2 separate regions of the Homo sapiens genome follow, and region 2 is linked to region 1. A link is an interaction called in ENCODE POLR2A ChIA-PET data of the cell type or tissue named here. Cell type or tissue: OCI-LY7. All regions are shown on one strand.

Region 1 (4,000 bases):
CGAACGGGCCATTTCTGGGGCCCTGTCACCTAGTAAGTATCCATGTCGCTCATGACTGCCTCCCTTGACTTCCATGCCTGATCAGAGCGGGATTCTTGTGGGCCATTATATTGCCATTGTTGTGCTAAGTGGGGTGTGGAGCCCCCTGCTCTTTCTCCTGGGGGCAGAGGCACCTCGTGTGGTTTCTGGGCATCCGAATGCCTGCCCTTGGCTCACTGGGAGGTGGGGGGATGCAGCTGGCGGATGGGCATGTGGGCACGTGGGCAGCCTCGCCTCTGTCTTGCAGCATGGATAAAAACGGCACGATGACCATTGACTGGAACGAGTGGAGAGACTACCACCTCCTCCACCCCGTGGAAAACATCCCCGAGATCATCCTCTACTGGAAGCATTCCACGGTGAGCCCCACGTGCCCAGGGCCCTCATCTGCTCCCAGGGACCCTTAGCCCAGAGTCACCCAGTCGTCCCCATCCCAGAGTGCAGCTGGGGCTTTCCAGCCACCTCCTCTTCCACAGGAGACTGTCCCCTCTTCTGCCAGCCCAGTAGAGCTGTCCGCATGTTCCCCATGTTCTGGCACTCCAGCCAACCTGAACAGCCCCATCGTTCACACACACAGGCTTCCTCTTCCAGGAACACCCTCCGTCCCCACATGCTCCCTGCTCCCTGCTCCTCATGGGCCACTTCAAATACCCCTTCCCATGATGCTGTCTGTTCTCCCAAAGCTGGTATGAGCCTTCCCCCCGGTGGGAGGGGGCTGGGGCAGAAGCTACTCTACAGAGAACACCTAGGCAGAGCTGTGAGGTGTCCCCACGGTCACACATTTGCTGCCCTCTCGCCCCCGTCCACTGTGGTTTCATGTTCAGAAATGTGAGTCTGTGCTGGTCTCTGCCCCGAGCCCTTCATGCTTGGCGTGTCCCTCTCTGAGTCCTGGTGTGCAGTCCTGTCCCTCTGGACCATCCGCTCCAGGAGGGGAGGCCAGAGGCGCTCCTCATCTGCCTCTCGCAGTGCCAGGCCAGGGCTTGTTAGGTGAGATTAAATGGACAGCTCCAGGGGTGGGAGTAGCTGGCCCAGAGCTCTGGCCTTTAGCCCTGGGATCAGAGCAGAGGTGGCTCTGATCAGCCCGGATGTCACCCGGAGAAAGGTTACGCAGGCAGCGAGCCCTCGTGTTTGCTGAGGCGTTGCATAATGTTCTGCCAGCGTGATCTGGTTACACGTGAGATCTCAGACGGCTCTCACCCCGGCCTGATCCCTTCAGCGCAGCCAGCCTGGCAATCTCACACAGGCCTGTGAGCTGTTCTTGCAGTAGCTCCCTGGCAGCATTGGAAAGGGCCGGTGAATGGTTTTCTAACCGGCACCTCCCGGCTGTGTTCAGCTGAGGTTCTATACCTGTGCCTCTCCAGGACCCCAGCAGGGGTGAGAGCTCTGCTACCTTCAGAGTGAAGGGAAAGACCCCAGCCCGCTTCCCACCCAGAGTCCTTGGCCTTCTCCCTGTCCTGTGGTCCCTGGCCTGGAGCCGTGCTAGAGGGTAGACGGCGACAGGTGCCAGCAGCCTTGCCCCAAGGGTCCTGAGTCAGGCTTGTGCCATCTTTCCTCACAGATCTTTGATGTGGGTGAGAATCTAACGGTCCCGGATGAGTTCACAGTGGAGGAGAGGCAGACGGGGATGTGGTGGAGACACCTGGTGGCAGGAGGTGGGGCAGGGGCCGTATCCAGAACCTGCACGGCCCCCCTGGACAGGCTCAAGGTGCTCATGCAGGTATGTAGGGAAAAGGCCCCAGACCCCTGGGGGGCCAGTTTCCACCTGGGGGATGCTGCTTGGCTAGTTTTCCCTTTCTCTGGCTGGTGCCTGCTTTGGGCCCAAACTTTTCTAACCCAATAAATTAGACTAGAATTATTGCTCAGACAGGGGGTACCAAAATGTCACTGTAGGTGACATTTTGTGCAGAGCGGATCTAATTTTATCTGAGGCATCACATTACAGGGGCATAATGTGGACAGGTGAAGCTAGCGAGACTGGGGTGAGGCAGGAACCAATTTCTGTAAGTACGTTTTGTGTACGTTACCCCACACTGGGGCCAGCAGAGCCTCACCTGACCCAGATGCCAATGGGAAGCCACGCCATTACCTTGGCCAGGTACGCAAATCCATGTCCACACAGCAGAGATAAGCTGGGCTGATGTCAAGGCAGAATTGTGAAACTGACCCACACAACGACACTGGTGGACTTTGATGTCTGAATGGTGACTGGCCACCACTTGTCCCCTTGCCCGTACCTAGTACTTCTTGTGCCAGGAGCCCGGCTTGGAAGAGCTGCCTCCTTTCTCTCCCCAGTCTGCCTTGCTGGGCCTCCCTGTGTTGCACAGAGACAAAGGAAGCAGGTGGTTCAGGGCAGAATGCCTCGGGCTTGGACTCTGCCCAGGGCACCACCACAGCTGCCTCCCTCCCTCTTGTGGCCTTGAGCAAACCCCTTTCCCTCCCAGGACTTCCCCTCCTCTGTGAAAATAGGGGCTTGAACAACTGCCTCATCCTTTTGTTTTTTTAGCAGAATTATCAGGAATGTTGTAGAGATTGAAAGCAGGCCTTGGGTGAAATCAAATGCCTGGCGTGTGCCTTTAAACCAGCATGGGTGGGGCAGCAGGAGAGAGAGGTTGGCTGTGGTTTGATCATTGTCTAAGCTGAGTGGGCATTCATTCTATTTTTTAATATGTCTTAAGTTTTTTTAATAATGAAAAACTTTGATTTTTAAAAATTATTATTATTATTATTATTATTATTATTATTATTATATTTTTTGAGACAGTCTCGCTCTGTCACCCAGGCTAGAGTACAGTGGTATGATCTCAGCTCACTGCAACCTCCCTCACTGGGTTCAAGCAATTCTACAGCCTCAGCCTCCCTAGTAGCTGGGATTATTACAGGCATGCGCTATCACCCCAGGCTAATTTTTGTATTTTTAGTAGAGACGAGGTTTCATCATGTTGGCCAGGCTGGTCTCACACTCCTCACCTCATGTGATCTGCCCACCTCGGCCTCCCAAAGTGCTGGGATTACAGATGTGAGCCAACACTCCCGGCCTTTTTTTTTTTTTTTTTTTTTTTTTTTTCTAAAATAGAGTCTCGCTCTGTCGCCCAGGCTGGAGTACAGGGGCGCGATCTTGGCTCACTGCAACCTCCACCTCCCGGATTCAAGCGATTCTCCTGCCTTAGCCTCCCAAGTAGCTGGGATTACTGGTGCCTGCCACCACGCCCGGCTAACTTTTGTATTTTTAGTAGAGACGGGGTTTCACCATGTTGGCTGGGCTGGTCTCGAACTCCTGAACTCAAGTGATCCACCTGCCTCAGCCTCCCAAAGTGCTGGGATTACAGGCATGAGCCACCGCGCCCAGCCTTGATTTTTTTTTTAAGTCATCTTTATGGAGATGTTCAGGACAAGGCTGGCAACCAGCAGATACCCAGTACGATGGAGCTGAGCCTCACTTAGCCGTGTTGGGTTACTTTGGGCTCATGATTCCAAGCTTGTCTTCAAAATGCACGGAAGAAAGGGCCTTCCCTTTGGCCGCAGCCGGTTGGCCAGCAGAGGCTCTTGGCCGGGTGAGGCAGCCTGTGGCCCCCCGGGTCCGTCTGACTGTTCGGTCCTCCCTCCCAGGTCCATGCCTCCCGCAGCAACAACATGGGCATCGTTGGTGGCTTCACTCAGATGATTCGAGAAGGAGGGGCCAGGTCACTCTGGCGGGGCAATGGCATCAACGTCCTCAAAATTGCCCCCGAATCAGCCATCAAATTCATGGCCTATGAGCAGGTGAGGACCCAGCTCCTCAGGAGGGTCACCGGCCAGTGGCTACTCACTGCCTGGACTTGCTGGCTTTCCCTGGGCTGAGCTCCCTGACACTTGGAGCCAGCCGTGGTACCCCAGGGACAGCAGGGCGAGGCAGGAGGCCCAGGCTCACCACGAGTTCCTTACATTTCTGGGTAGCATAAAATGTGCCGGGGACTCCTGGAAG
Region 2 (4,000 bases), 190 kb after region 1:
TTATGTATTAGGGTCTGGGTGCAGTGGCTCACGCCTGTAATCCCAGCACTTTGGGAGGCTGAGGCAGGTGGATCATTTGAGGTCAGGAGTTCGAGACCAGCTTGGCCAACATGGTGAGACCCCATCTCTACTAAAAATACAAAAAATTAGCTGGGTGTAGTGGCAAGCACCTGTAATCCCAGCTACTCAGGAGACTGTGGTAGGAGAATCACTTGAACCTGGGAGGCTGAGCTTGCAGTGAGCCAAGATCATGCCACTGCACTCCAGCCTGGGCAACAAAGTAAGATTCCTTCTCAAAAAATAAAAATAGGCCGGGCTGTAATCCCAGCACTTTTGGGAGGCTGAGGCAGGAGGATCATGAGGTCAGGAGTTTGAGACCAGCCTAACCAACATAGTGAAACCTCGTCTGTACTCGAAATATAAAAAATTAGCTACGCATGGTGGTGCGCACCTGTAATCCCAGCTACTCAGGAGGCTGAGGCAGGAGAATCTCTTGAACCTGGGAGGCAGAGGTCGCAGTGAGCCGAGATCACGCCATTGCACTCCAGCCTGGTCAACAGAGCGAGACTCCATCTCAAAAAAAAATAAATAAATAATAAAAATAAAAATAAATAAATAAATTTTAGGCCAGGCATGGTGGTTCATACCTGTAGTCCCAGCACTTTGGGCGGCTGAGGCAGGCAGCTTACGTGAGGTCAAGAGTTTGAGACCAGCCTGGCCAACCTGGTTAAACTTGGTTTCTAAAAACCAGCCATGGCCGGGCGCAATGGCTCACGCCTGTAATCCCAGCACTTTGGGAGGCCGAGGCGGGCGGATCACGAGGTCAGGAGATCGAGACCATCCTGGCTAACATGGTGAAACCCCGTCTCTACTAAAAATACAAAAAAATAAAAAATAAAAAATTTGCCTGGCGTGGTGGCAGGCACCTGTAATCCCAGCTATTCGGGAGGCTAAGGCAGGAGAATGGCGTGAACCCGGGAGGCGGAGCTTGCAGTGAGCCAAGATCGCGCCACTGCACTCCAGCCTGGGCGACAGAGCTAGACTCCATCTCAAAAAAAAAAAAAAAAAAAAAAAAAAAAAAAAAAAAAAAAAAAAAAAAAAAAAAAGCCATGCAAGTCAGGCCTGGATTTGAGTCTCAGCTCTGCCCACTTATGAGCTGTGTGACTATGGGCAACTGACGTGGCCCCAATAAAGCGGAGATAATAGTAGTGCTGTATTCACCAGGGTAATTAGCATTAGCCGACTCAGCAAACCACCACAAAACCTCTGTGGCTGAACACAATAAAGGTATGTTTGTCTCAGAGTCTAATGAGGGTCTGGTAGCCCTCCTCTATTTTGAGCTATACCATCAGAACATGTGGCCACCAGAGTGACCACAGCAGGGGAAGAGAGAGATGAAGACACATCAACTCCAAACCAACTCCCCCATATTTGGGAGACATAACTTCTACTCACAGCTCCTTGTCTATAACTAGTCACTTGGCCCAAACTAACCAAGAGGGAGGCTGGGAAATAAGAATGAGCACACAGATCTTTCACAGGGAGTCAGCTACAAGGACCCATCTCCAAAGGGTGCTTTGAGTATTTGGTGGGCAACTGCCCACAACCGGGCTCCTAGGGTTGTGCTAGACAGCGACTCATTACCCCCACACCCTGCCATCAAGTGTCCCATGCTTGTACTCTGGTCCTGGTCCAGACTTCAGACACTCTTCTGCATCTATCAGCTCTTCTAGATTAAACACACAGCCAGGTGTGGTGGCTCACGCCTGTAATCCCAGCACTTTGGGAGGCCGAGGCAGGCAGATCACATGAGGCTAGGAATTCAAGATCAACCTGGCCAACATGGCAAAACCCCATCTCTACTAAAAATACAAAAAAAAAAAAAAAAATGAGCCAGGCATGGGGGCACATGCCTGTAGTCCCAGCTACTCAGGAAGCTGAGGCAGAGAATTGCTTGAACCTGGGGGGCGGAGGTTGCAGTGAGCCAAGATCACACCATTGCACTGCAGCCTGGGCAACACAGCGAGATTCTGTCTCAAAAAGAAACACACACACAAAAAGCACAAGCCTCAGTGACAGTGGCCCCAGGCAGCAGGCATTCTCATTTCTGGGATTTCCTTGTCATTTCTTTCTCATTTCTGGGATTTCCTTGTCATTTCTTACACTTCCTACTTTCTCCTCATGTCAACAGGTTTTCACAACCACCTTTGAGCTAAGTCCCATAATTGTTCCCATTTGGATGAGGAAACAGGTTCCGAGAGCAGAAACAACCTATCAAAGTCCCACAGTGAGTCAGGGGCAGCTGGAACCAGCACCCAGGTCTGTCTAACCCCATTCCACACACAAAGCCTCACAACAGACTCTTACCAAACCAGATGCCCCCTGGGAACAAGATTTTGTCAGATTCACATCAGACGACATCCTTTCCACCTGCATCTCACACACGCTCAGCATTTGCCTTGATGAACGTGGCTCTGCTCCTGTTCCCTTAGGTCTTGGGTGAGTGCTAGTGGCCTCACTGGAGATAGATAGAACCAGGACTGTGAGGGGCTTCTGAGGCTCTCATGTATCTTAGGTCCCACCTAGCTTTTTTTAATTTAATTTTTTTTTTGAGATGGAGTTTTGCTCTTCTCCCCCAGGCTGGAGTGCAGTGGCGCAATCTCAGCTCACTGCAACCTCCACCTCCCGGGTTCAAGTGATTCTCCTGCCTCAGCCTCCCATGTAGCTGGGATTACAGACATGCGCCACCACGCCTGGCTAATTTTTGTATTTGTAGTAGAGACTGGGTTTCACCTTGTTGGTCAGGCTGGTCTCAAACTCCTGACCTCAGGTGATCCACCTGCCTCAGCCTCCCAAAGTGCTGGGATTACAGGCATGAGCCACCCCACCCTACCCAGTGCCGCCCAGCTTTTGCCTTGCCTGAGACAGTGAGTGCCTGAGTGCCTTACCTGCTCTCCTCCCTTAATGTTCTGGGCCACATGGGTTTGTCTTTTGTGTTTTTGTTTGTTTGTTTTTTAAGACAGGGTCTCACTCTGTTGCCACAGGCTGGAGTGCAGTGGCGCAACCCTGGCTCACCGCAACCTCCACCTCCTGGGTTCAAGCGATTCTCCTGCCTCAGCCTCTCAAGTACTTGGGATTACAGGCACCCGCCCCCATGCCTGGCTAATTTTTATATTTTTAGTAGAAACAGGGTTTCACTATGTTGGCCAGGCTGGTCTCAAACTCCTGACCTCAAGTGATCCATCCATCTCAGTCTCCCAAACTGCTGGGATTATAGGCATGAGCCACCACGCCTGGCCGGCCACCTGGTTTTATGGTGAAGGAGGAGGAGGAGAGGGAAGTGGCCAGGCTCTGAGTGGGTGGGAGCCCCTTGAGAGGTGAGCCCTTCCTTGAGGTTTTCTCACCTTACACCATGTTCTCTATGTGGAGAGCTGGCTGGTCTTGCCTCTTCCTACACAAAAAAACTGTCAGGGCCAGGTGCTGGGGAGCCCCAGTCTCTGGGTCCCTGCCACACAGTGCTCACCTGCCAGCGGGAGGTCAGAGACTCAAGCAGCCACGACAATACAGATAAAATGCTGCCACAGGGTTATGGAAGCATGTTGGAGCTGCATCCAACCAATATGGGACACTGGGAAACTTCCCAGGGGAAGAGACATCCATGTCTGTCCAGTAGGAGGCAGCCAGGTAAGAATGTGGGAGAGGGCTGCCTGCCTGTAATCCCAGCACTTTGGGAGGCTGAGGCGGGCGGATCACCTGAGGTCAGGAGTTCGAGACCAGCCTGGGCAACATGGCAAAACCCCGTCTCTACTAAAAATACAAAAATTAGCCGGGCATGGTGGCACACATCTGTAATCCCAGCTTCTCAGGAGGCTGAGGCAAGAGAATCACTTGAACCTGGGTGGCAGAGGTTGCGGTGAGCCAAGATGGCACCACTGCACTCCAGCCTAAGCAACAGAGTGAGCCTCTGTCTCAAAAAAAAAAAAAAAAAAGGCCGGGCGCG

Evidence for each region. ChIA-PET counts read pairs that join two places held together with the same protein. Peaks named below come from ENCODE experiments on the same cell type or tissue, not always from the same donor. Only the 100,000 strongest peaks of a DNase experiment are listed, where the experiment ranks them.
Region 2: POLR2A ChIA-PET joins it to region 1 with 5 read pairs; 2 of 35 experiments call an interaction of 5 or more read pairs at or near these places.

The regions. Positions count from the first base shown.
Region 1 is chr9:128,102,084-128,106,083 of GRCh38, forward strand. It overlaps SLC25A25 (solute carrier family 25 member 25), which reads left to right. Exons shown (of 11, transcript NM_001330988.2): 4 at 1-32; 5 at 287-398; 6 at 1,598-1,756; 7 at 3,646-3,798. Among named protein-coding and RNA genes, the nearest start is that of SLC25A25-AS1, 15 kb to the right of the region's middle. In OCI-LY7, CTCF peaks have their summits at 1,680 (motif pointing left) and 1,886; a DNase peak (open chromatin) is centred at 1,668; H3K27ac peaks cover 317 bases.
Region 2 is chr9:128,290,928-128,294,927 of GRCh38, forward strand. No RefSeq gene overlaps it. Among named protein-coding and RNA genes, the nearest start is that of SWI5, 17 kb to the left of the region's middle. In OCI-LY7, no CTCF peak of the experiment used is centred here; a DNase peak (open chromatin) is centred at 2,394.